Regions from separate parts of the Homo sapiens genome. Here region 2 is linked to region 1. A link is a contact called in ENCODE Hi-C or POLR2A ChIA-PET data. All regions are on one chromosome and are shown on one strand. Each heading gives the region's core, a stretch centred on a gene start or an enhancer-like site at or near the end of the contact. The rest is flanking DNA. Distances are from core to core; before and after follow the strand shown.

Evidence for each region. A loop is a pair of places that touch in the nucleus more often than their neighbours do. ChIA-PET counts read pairs that join two places held with the same protein, here RNA polymerase II (POLR2A). Pooled maps may share reads with other maps.
Region 2: a loop to region 1 is called in a map of endothelial cell of umbilical vein, with 6 times the contacts of the local background. The contact joins two enhancer-like sites. A Hi-C loop is called at or near these places in 3 of 168 maps with a recorded cell type or tissue (PC-9, endothelial cell of umbilical vein and transverse colon) and 1 of 50 pooled maps. POLR2A ChIA-PET finds 5 or more read pairs at or near these places in 1 of 52 experiments (endothelial cell of umbilical vein).

Annotation. Positions count from the first base shown.
Region 1 is chr6:142,374,074-142,380,293 of GRCh38, forward strand. All of the region lies in intron 4 of ADGRG6 (adhesion G protein-coupled receptor G6), which reads left to right. Among named protein-coding and RNA genes, the nearest start is that of ADGRG6, 75 kb to the left of the region's middle. RefSeq lists enhancers at 178-779, 737-1,936. Within about 2 kb of position 1,343, at least 6 of the 41 ENCODE cell types and tissues checked have a DNase peak (open chromatin) inside an H3K27ac peak, as active enhancers do; they include PC-9 and endothelial cell of umbilical vein, where a contact is called at or near this core.
Region 2 is chr6:142,410,077-142,415,569 of GRCh38, forward strand. ADGRG6 (adhesion G protein-coupled receptor G6) reads left to right here. Exons shown (of 25, transcript NM_198569.3): 18 at 1,229-1,335; 19 at 4,893-5,020. Among named protein-coding and RNA genes, the nearest start is that of ADGRG6, 110 kb to the left of the region's middle. RefSeq lists enhancers at 3,416-3,710, 3,436-3,730. Within about 2 kb of position 3,560, at least 7 of the 41 ENCODE cell types and tissues checked have a DNase peak (open chromatin) inside an H3K27ac peak, as active enhancers do; they include PC-9 and endothelial cell of umbilical vein, where a contact is called at or near this core.

The DNA.
Region 1 (6,220 bases), core at 93-2,592:
TCTGTGCTACAATGGCTGTGTTAATTGATTGTGATCAATACAGTATAGCCTGCCATCCTAAAATGTTTACAGTCTAGCCCTTTAGGAGAACATTTGCCACCCCCTGAAACTAGTCTAAAGAACTGAGAGTCCGCTTTGCTGAACCACATACTTTGGACAGCACTAGAAAAGACCTGCTAGATCTCCTCAGCCAGGGAAAACAAACCAATCACCCACAGGCTAGTTTAGCCCTACGACATGGGTGGTGGTAGTAGCATTTATTTGTTCCTGTTCATTTACATTTGTTTCACACAGTGCTTTTAATTGATGAATTATTTCCAATATTAAACAATTAGATTTCACATAAAAATGAAGTTTTGGATTTTTCTGGTAAACAGAATACACTAGGCTACTATATCTGCATGGCCAACACAGCTGGAGCTAAATGGTGGCTGCTGCTTTCAAAGGAGCTTCCCAGTTTACTTTAGCCCTTAGCAACCCCTTATTCTTCCCACTCCAGCCCCCTTTTTGTCTTTAGATGGCCATCTGGCCCTGATGGGCTTTTAAATGGGAATGCTGATTTATGCCACTCCCTTTATACGGGCCAGGAAACTGAAGCTTAGACAAAAAAAAGTGGCAGAGGCAGTTGGTGGGCTCCAACACGTGTCTCCTGTCTCCTTGTCTAGTATTTATGTCTGGGAATACTCATTTAAAAAATTATTTTAAATTATTTTAATTGATTGATAAGAACTATATGTGTTTATGGTATACAACATGTTTTAATATAGGTATACATTGTGGAATGGCTAATATGAGCTAATTAACTTTCATTGTTATCTCATATACTTATCATTTTATTTGTAGACAGAACATTTAAAATCTCTCAGCAATTTTCAAGTATACAATCATTGTTATTAACAATAATCATCATGTTGTACAATAGATTTCTTGAATGTATTTCTCCAGTCTAACTGAAATTTTCCATCCTTTGACCCATACATTCTCAACTCCTGTGCCCCATCCACCCCTGTGCCCCTGGAAACCACTCTTCTATTCTTTGCTTTTATGAGTTCAACCTTTTTAGGTTCCACATTTAAGTAAGATCATGCAGTTCTCATAATTTCTTAAACTCTGTCCCTGAGACTCCTTTCCCAAGCCTTAAGATTATCGGAGTGCATCAAATACATACTCATGTATCTTAGTCATCTATAAGTTTTCAAAGTAATTTTGTCAAAAGGGTACCGTGAACTTAACGGAGTCAATATATTTGAGTCTTTCTAACTTTTATAGTGATCTTCTTGCCATTCCAAGTTGACGTTAAACACTCACATTCCAGACATTCAGATGTCCTGGACTGTGTTTCAGGAGAAATGATGGGAGAGGGAATTTCCTGCTGCTTAATCATCAGCTTTGGGAGTTGAAGAGTCCAAGTCACTCATTAACTGACAGGAAATACCTGTAAACAGAGATTATATCAAGGCTTGTTAGCTAAGCAAATCTTTGATAAGTGTACCCTGTTAACATTTTAACCTTTCATTTTTTTTCCAGGAAATGAAAGCATCTTGCTGTTTATGGTTATAATTTCCAACAAACTAATCAGTACAGTAACCAATGGGAGAATAGAAATTTATTTCTAGCATTCCACTGAATGGACAATGTCTGCTAAATATGAGCTTTTATTTCAGGATTAATTTGTGATGGAAAAATAAATAGATTTTGCAAAGGTATATTGCTAAATAAATTTTAGTACGAAAGTAACATAGTAGAATTGAACTGACTCAATTCAACATTAAAATATCCTGTCATTTTTTTCACATATTAAACATCCTAGCCTTAATAAAATTGATATATTATTAATAAATACTCTAACGATTTTAGTATATGACTTTGTTTTCCTATACTTTTCTAAAAAATATTTGGGAATTTTACCTTAATTAGGAAATTTTCAGCAGATTTTTAAAAACATGGTTAAACCTGTCAATACTTTTAAAAACGAAATGTTTATTTAGCAGTAAATCTGCTTCATTTTATAGCATCTTCATTTTTCTCATAACAATTTTATTAAATACATTCAGTTTTATGACCCTCATGGATAGATAAATTTTTAGTGGACTCTTTAATTATAGGTGCAAGTATTTATTTGCCTGTGTAATGATTCAAGTTTAGATACTGGCTGATGTCCGTCAATTTTCACAAAGAACAGACAGTGCCTTCTCTACTAGTTTTATTTATTTTACTGATTACTACTCTTTCCTGAGGGAGTGGTACAGTATAACGCAATGAATAGTCTAAGTTCAAACAAATTACATTTATTTTAACAAGCATTTATTAGGCACTTCCATTGGTTAGCTACTGTGGTTGTAGAGATAAGACACACTTCATAAATACTTTATTGTTATTCTTTTCTGAAATTTCTGGATTTGTATTTTTGTTTCCCTCTCTAGGATTTTTTACAGAGTTTGCTAAGGTTTCATCAACTCTTGGATTTTTACCGTTTCATAATCATTACAGTTCTGTTCTTCATAGCTATAAAACTTCAATTCATTATTGGCTCCTCCCTTGCACTTCTAACAAATGATTGAATGTAATATTTTTAGATTACTAAATCATTTTTAAATAATAAAATTAAGATAAATCATTTTATCTTTGCAAAGGACTTTATACTCTGAGGATGCCCAAACTCTTTATGAACATAGATGACTAAATTTCACTTTAAATATATTTATTTATGAAAAGTTGAAAAATTCATCTTAGTAGCAACTGCAAAGAAAAAAATGAAAGGAATTACTGTTTTTATTTTTCTGTTATTGCAACTTATTGTGAGGATTTGCTCTTCAGTTATTTGGAGTATCATTAAGTAGGTATGAGAGGAGCAGTGGGCTACACATCAGTCTTTTTTACCACAACTTGTGTAAATATTAACATATAGTGACTCCTTTCAGTAGCATAATTTGGAAAGTACAACAGATAGAGAAGGATTAACAGCTTTAGAGCTTTTCCTCAACTGCCTGTTTCCAGTGATTACATTTTTTTCAAGAAAACTTGGCTCTAAATGTTGCTGTTAATGTTGTAGAACTTTGCTTCTTAGTTCAGCTAGAACCCGGGTTCTTGTCACACAACTAGGAAAATTTAGGCACACGGACACATCGAGTGGTCAGTAGAGCAGGACTTTATTGGGCAAAAAGGAAAAACAAAACAAAAAACAACAACAAAAAGCTCAGCAAAGTGAGACGGAGGCCTGCCAACAGGCCCTCCACCTCACTGATTGATTCCCAGGTCCCCACAGGAGCTGGAGAGAGCAGCCTCCTCCCCTGCATAAGGCATGAATTCCCCGTGGCTCCACCCACCTCCCACAAGTCGGGCTCCAGTCCTCTATGGGCAGGCTCAGGCAAGGCCTGGGCAGGTTTCCTCATCTGCACGAAAGCATCTGATGTAAACACTTGTGGGGCGGGTGGGAGATTCTCCGGGCGCCCCTTTTTATCTGCCTAGACATTTGGCTGTCTCATTAATATTAAGTAAACACCTGAAAACACCTTTCTGGTAGCCTCGAAAATCAGTGAACACATACACATCATATTCTAAAACCAATTTGTTGATGATAAAACATATCATTATCCAGGAGAGTGGATTGTTTGTTCTTTCTTAACAACCTCCTGATGTGTAAATCCATCAGCCAAAGAAAACTGATTGTGATATTGACTTTTTATGCAGATATGCTGAAAATGGAACTGGGTAGAAATAAAGTTTGTATATACTTTTGATAGTTCATGTATTTGTTTATTTTGGTGTGTTTGTAATGCAAGTTTTCATTTATCAATTAAATTTCCTTTTAATTAAATTAGTCACTTGTATTTATACCATTTTTACTTAAAAATATTCCAGTGTGATTTTTATTGTTATATTGGATCATATTAAAATAGTGTTTATTGAGTGTTTAAAGCAATGTCAATTTGCTAAACTAGAAGTTCCCCAGAAGGAACAGCTAACTAAAATACTGAGAAGTAATTGTTGCAGTTTCCCATAAAAGAATGCTACATATTGAAATTTATACTTGTTACTGTGCAATGAAACTGATGAAATGTTCAAGAAAATTGTTAAATATCTTGCTCTAAATCATAGCTCTTCTGATTTTCTTTTCTTATTTTTACCTCTAAGCTCTTTAACATACTGGGAATGTAGTTTGCCTAAAAACTGCTTTCCCACAACACTGAGCCCTTATCTCCCTTTGTCTTCCAGAGATATTGTATCAGTGCCAGAAGTGGCCTAAGAAGCCCTTGACTGCCAACATTGTGTGTAATATGAGAACCACAGGAACTCCCTCCAGGGTCTCCTCTATTGCATGCTACAGAGGCTGAGATTTCATTAGTCTCTGAACTTTAAAGGCTTTTTAGTTTGCGGAAGTCCCTTACAAAATATAAGTACCTACAAAAGGGAGGTCCTACAAAAAATGGGCATACAGTAAATGTGATGCAAGGGAATAATGGGCAAAAAGCATTCAAGACAAAATTCCACCTCAGTCCTGCCTTAACTTCTGCCTCTTCAAATGTTCTTTTTTCATTGTGCATTTGCTTAAGTTTTCAATCTTTAAAACTCCCCCTTCCTCTCTCTGCTTCCTTTCACAGCCAAGCTTCCTCTTCTTGCATTCACTCGTCAGACCTTGGCAGTCTAGATTTCATCATTCCCACACAACTCAAACTATTTTCTATAGAGTTACTACCAAAATCCCAATGCAAAGTTAAAGGTCTTCTCATTCTTTATAATTCTTGGCCTTTCTGGTATTCTTGATATTGTCACACCCTGCATTAAACTTTCTTCTCTTAAATTATGTAAAACCACCTCTGTAAAAGCTGTTTTTACCTTTTTAAGTCTATAGCTCTTTTTCTTATATCTGATGCTTAAATATAGAAATATCTGTGGTTCCATCCTGTTTCCTTCTCAAATCTACAATCTATCTCCAGTGATCCCAAACACTCTATAGCTTCTGATGAGTATTTCCTGGCTACACCTCTTACAAAAACACTTTTGCGTCTAGGTGTCACACAGGCACCTCAGTTTCCGTTACTGGACTTAGTGTTTACCCTACCCCACCTAAGTCTGCTCTTCTTCTGTTATTTCCTATCTCCTTTTATTAGATCGATATGTACCAGTTTTTGAAGTTGGAAATTAGCAAAACGTCCTCTATTCTTCCTTTTTTCCTCTGTCTTTAATTAGTTGCTAAATGTTATGCATTCTATCTTTAAATTTCTTGTATCTGTATCTATCTCTTTCTGTCAATCCTTATTACTTATGATATCAAGGCTGAATTATTAGTAGTAGTCCTGCTTCTGTTTCCCTTCTTTTGGTTGTAGAACCTAAATGATTGTTTTCAAATGAAATATAGTTTACTTGCCTACCTCCTCATTTTCCCTCACTGCCTTTAAGAAAGAGTTCACAGGCCGGGCACGGTGGCTCACGCCTGTAATCCCAGCGCTTTGGGAGGCCGAGGCGGGCGGATCACGAGGTCAGGAGATTGAGACCATCCTGGCTAACATGGTGAAACCCTGTCTCTACTAAAAATACAAAAAATTAGCCTGGCGTGGTGACGGGCGCCTGTAGTCCCAGCTACTCGGGAGGCTGAGGCAGGAGAATGGCGGGAACCCGGGAGGCAGAGTTTGCAGTGAGCCAAGATCATGCCACTGCACCCCAGCCTGGGCAACAGAGCGAGACTCCATCTCAAAAAAAGAAAAAGAGTTCACAATGTTAGTTCACCTGGTGAACCCAAAATATCTGAGACAGGTTTCAATTAGTTTAGAAAGTTTATTTTTCCGAAGTTAAGGACACACCCGTGACACAGCCTCAGGGGGTCCTGATGACATGTGCCCAAGATGGTCAGGGTACAGCTTGCTTTTATATGTTTTAGGGACACAATACATCAACCAATACATGTAAGATTTACATTGGTTCAATCTGGAGAAGGGTGGGACAACTCAAAGTAGTGGGGAGAGGGCTTCCAGGTCATAGGTAGATTTAAAATTTTTCTGATTGACAATTGATTGAAAGAGTTATTATCAGTAGAAAGGAATGTCTGGGTTAAATAAAGGGTTGTGGATACCAAGATTTTTTCATGCAGATGAAGCCTCCAGGTAACAGGCTTCACAGAGGATAGATTGTAAATGTTTCTTATCAGACTTAGGGTCTATGTTGATGTTAATGCTGGAGGGGTGTAATGAGGCATGTCCAACCCTCTCTTCCATCATGGCCT
Region 2 (5,493 bases), core at 2,310-4,809, 38 kb after region 1:
GAAGTCAGTTCTAATTTCTGTAACTTTTTAGTCATTGCAAGAAGAAATAGGCAGACTTCACTGTGTTTTCTTTCATTTTTCAGTTGAACAACCTCTTTGACATCAGTTATTTATAAAATACAGCATACAATTTTATTGCTACTTTTGATGAAAGTAGACTTGCACTTAATCTCATTCTTCTAAGACACAGTTGAGGGGATTATTTGATATGTGTAAGGCAGACAATTTAAAATCCAGCTTCCAGACCTCCAGTTATGAGGGAGGTGAGAAGCTGACTGAAGGAATGTAAATATAGAAATTGATATAATGGACATATATTACTTGAAAGAGATGAAGAGCCTGCAGAATTAGATTTGACAATCAAGAAAGGAAGGCAAAATTAAGGGATGAATCAATCAGTAGGCATAAGGTGTAAATCTCTTTGAAAGGAAGTACAAATAAAGAAGCTTCTTCTGTTTGTCCCCTTGTGAGGATTATTGTGGCCAGATTCATTCTGATATAAAGGCAGGGTACTTTGCTGATGAAAACAGCCTGAAAAGGGCAAAAACTTCTTTTTTTGATAGTTCTTGTCACAGCAAGACAGGAGTTTTTTGGTGGAGGGGTTTAGTTGCATAATTTTGAGAAGATCTTTACTCATTTACCTAGTTAAAAGTATCACTTTATTATCTTAAAATATTATTTAAATAAATGGATTCAATACATTGACAATATGCATTGCTCATATTCCATTTTATACCATGAAAGTCAAATAAGGTGGTTTCAAGCCATTTACAATCAGTTACTACCATTCATGATTTTTGTATACATAAATGGCACATTCTAAGAAAGCAAACCTTCTTTGTTCTTATGTCTTCATGAAAATGTAGATTAACCCTCAGAAAAAATTGTTGGTTCATTAGTGTGTAGTGTATTTGAAAATGAGTCTTCTTTTTGTGGAAGTTCATTTTAAAATATGTTAAAAATTAAACTTGAATCAAACATTTGTGGAACTCTCAAGTTTGAACCTACTGATTAGATCACCTCTAACTGCCCACCCAGAGCTAACATTTGATTATTCTAGGAATCCAAATTATTCTAAGCATTGAAAACTTTCATAATGGTATCCATTTTACAGATAAACTCTGTATGGCAGAAGAGACTGAGGCAAATTTCTCTATAGAAGGTCTCATCCATTATAGAGAAGAAACTGACCTGCTGTTTTCACACTGTTTGTTGATTCCTTCAACAGAAAGTTTTGGAGGATGGAACACGTCAGGATGTGTTGCACACAGAGATTCAGATGCAAGTGAGACAGTCTGCCTGTGTAACCACTTCACACACTTTGGAGTTCTGATGGTAAGGGGGGAATTTCTAAGCTCATTTTGACATGCTGTAACTTTGGATGGCATACTCCTTTTTTGTATGTATTTTTAGATTATGTATTTTGGGAATTATTTCCTGATAGTTTTCATCTGTACCGTGAATCTTAATTCTTAATAAAGAATCTAATTAGCAAAGATCACATATTAAAAATATGTGAAAGTAATTATAGAAAAGAACTTTCTCCCTTTTTTTCCTGTAGCATTAACAGTGATGATAAATAATCCCAGAAACAAGAAAATCCTCATGAAACTTTTTAATTAAGAGAGAAACAGAGTCAAAGAGATGGACGGGGAGACAAGTGGGAGGAGGGAGAGAAAGTTAAAGAAGAAAATGTTGGGTGTTACTAACATGGAAGGGAATTGTGAATAGTGTAATCAAAAAAATTTTTCTTATGTTGTCACTCATTCAATATATTTGAACGTTGCTTTGTACCTGGTACTGCACCGAGTGATCTCCCTCCTAGAGATTGCAGTTTGTTAGGACAGACTAGTGACTAGGGTTAGAATGGAGACTTCAGAGCTGCAAGAGAGATAATGGTTATGATGTTTCTGTCACTCTTAGGCCTCTATATCATTCTTTCCTTCCTTCTTCCATGCCCCTGTTTTATCTTATTAGCCAGCTTGCCAAACAGTTTTAAACAAAATTAGATTGCGTCAATGTGTTTTTCTTATCCCACCAAATTTTAAGACGCACCACGCATCCAGCGACTTCTTTGAACTCATCCATAGATTTATACCTTTCCCTTTTATCCAGTTTACCTGTGATTTTGCAAACACTTTTCTGGTCTCCAGGGTATGCTCTGGGTTGTAGCATAGCCTTTGTTTCTGTTTGGTTTTCATAAAGGGACCAAACCACATTTGTTTTTTAATAGGAGATAGGAGTGATGTGAGCTGAGGCAATAAAGCTTTTCAAATTAGAATCACAGACGTCAGGTTTTGTTTATTCCCGCCTTTAAATCTTGCACCCTTCTTCCTGTGGGGACTGGGAGGAAGCCTTGAGGATCTGTGGGATGTAGTATTTGGCTCACAAATCTACTCAGCCTATGTAAATGGCCATTGTCATATGGCAACCCTGCAAGTTGTAATTTTCCTGACAATCAAGTACATAAATGCTCTGCAGAATAAGAGCAAGTCATTTAAAAAGGTGATAAATCATAGAAGACACCTTTTTAACTATCTAAAATACAAATATTTTCCTTTTGCTGTCAAAGCATGAAAATGAACAATTAACTATTGCATGTTTTCCTTAAGTAATTATAAAAGAAAATTCAGTTTCCTTCCATGTTCTCTTTTTTGCAAAAGTGATAGCAGGCATTCTTTCAAAGAACACTTATTTTTTGTGATTACTCATTCAGGTATGTAAGCTTTAGCTTAATTCATTTAAATATTTCAACTATGTGCATGTTGTAAGTCTGGTATTAAATAAATAGATAACAGTAACAAAATTTACTCTTCAGAGATGATTTATATGAAGCCAGAGTTTGCCTGCCCACGACTTCATATGGCCAGTTCCTTCATATATTGTCTAAATTTTATTATGAGTTTGTAATTACGCATTATTTTTTCTGCTGCTATCTGATTGAATGGTTAATTATATATATATATATGTGAAGATAAGCATCATTCATGTTCTCTTTCCATTTTCTACCTTGTCTGTTTTTGTAATATTAAAAATTGCTGGTAGAAAATCTTTTCAGAACATATCCTTTTTGGTGATGTTCTCTTATCTTTTCAGTTTTTCCAGACCACCAAGACTTTGTTAAGAGTTTTTCTTGACTTAGAAACTCTTTATTCACTTGTATAAGATATTCCCAGAGTCTGCATTGTCCCATGACACATTCACCAGTTCACCATATGAGATGCTAAAACAATGCACCTCATACCTATAATTATATCTTCTGGTCTACAAATATTTCAAGAATTTAATGTCTTCTGCTACATTTCTTTGTACTAAAACTGGCTTTCATGAAGATTAGTACATTTTCATATTGGCTATATCATAAAAGTTTTCATATTTTCATTCTCTAAAAGAACAAAACAACATGAAATTGTGTATAAATCTGTAAACAAATCTGTAAGCAGCCTTATTTAATTTCTATTTGAAATTCTGGATTTAATTGTGATTTGCAAGTCATAGGTTTTTCAAGAATTTGTGACACATCACTTGGCAATCTCTCAAAACCATGATTCATCTCTCTGGGCTGATGAATCATTGGTTGAGTTAGCCTATCTGTGAATCAAGTGGCACCAACTCAAACCCCATCCCATGTACCCTGGGTGCCCCGTGTTCTCCCAGTGTTTTAAGGGATTCCTGGGATAAGAAGATAGGGGGAGCCCCCTCAGACTCTGAGCCTCTGCTTCTGCTGAATTCCATCACTTCGTGCATGGCTTGATGTTGCAGAGATACTGTACCTGTTCTTTACTGCATCAGTGAAACCTGAAACTAACCCACATTTCTTTATCACACACACACACACACACACACACACACACACACACAACTTAAGGCCTGTGTGTGAGTAGCAGATTTTATTGGCATTTTGATGACAGTTAAAGGCAATTTACATATAGAAGGAAAAATCATAAACATTTTCTCCATAATTTAAAACCTAAAAGTTTACGCTAGATATTCAATACATCCCTTCTGTAAGAACACTCCATTTTTTAACATCTACATAAAGGAGGTACTTTTCTCCTCCAACCAGGATTGAGTGAGTGGTCTTACCTCAAGATTTATTCCTATCCCAATCCCCCATTTAAGGCAGAAAAGAAAGATTTTTCTACCAAGTCCAGACCTGTAAGTCTCCCTTAGCACATTGAAATTAATACTTTATATTAATACACTGGAAAGTATTTACTTCTTTCCACTCCACAACAGCCCCAAATAATTTAAATTGTATCCTTTCAGTACTATAGGAATAAAAAAGTCTATGACCCCCAAAAGTCTTAATGGCATCTCAGTTATGAAAATAAAGACAGTCCCACCTCATACATACCAAGCATTGAAATAACCAGGGTTAGGAGCCTCCGCACCACCCTTAGAGCCTGGCAGTCACAGCACCAGCACCAGCCTCTGGCTGAGCTCCTTGCTACCTGGCAAGGAACCTAAAGGCTTGAGGGTTTGGCCATATAGACTACTGTGGTCTCCATTTGAACTGGTGCCCCAAGCCCTGCAACTGTTAGGAATGGGCCTGATGGTTTATTATGCAAGGCAACCGTCTCCTCTCCAATTTCTGTTGAGAGTCCTGGTGGTTTTGATCTTCAGGTTATACCGGTTTGCAGAAAGCTTGGGAAAGAAGGTAATGATGAAAAACAATGTGTAACGACTTCCAGAAGTAATGCTGCATTTTTTTCTTTTATTTATTGATCGAAAATAATATAATAAATGGAAATTTTAATATTGATTTACACTGTTGGTTTTAGCCCCTGAGAGTAAGCTGCTCTAATGTTAACAGTGAACTTTCTAGTGAAACAGAGAACCATTCTCATGAGAAGAGAGTTTCTTACAGCTGCTCGCCATGTTTTATGTAGGACCTTCCAAGAAGTGCCTCACAGTTAGATGCAAGAAACACTAAAGTCCTCACTTTCATCAGCTATATTGGGTGTGGAATATCTGCTATTTTTTCAGCAGCAACTCTCCTGACATATGTTGCTTTTGAGTAAGTATATTTTTAATCTGCCAAACCCATTGCTAACTGTTCCAAATGTGAATAAGAAAATTGCCTCGGCTTTGAAAAACATTTATACACTGTAGGGTGGTTGAACGTTAATGTTCATGTTTCTGATAAAATATATTATGTAACATGAATTTTCCAGCTATAGAATTTTAATTTATAATTGCTGTATTTCTATTTATAAAATGCATTCAAATCTGTTAGAAATGATTAACATTTAAGTAAGTAAAAATTATATAAGGTGCTTTCTGTATTGTAAAACATGAAAATGTTTGTTTTATAATCTTATAAAATTAGTCCTGAAACAATTTTTTTAAGATCCTTTTAACTCATTAAAAATCAAAAAGGTTCAAATAATTTAGGGAAATTATTTTTTAAGAAAAATGTCATTCTTACAACTCTAGAATTTTTCCTGGGTTAAAAAAAAATTCAGTTGAAGCCCAACTGGGAATTGTATA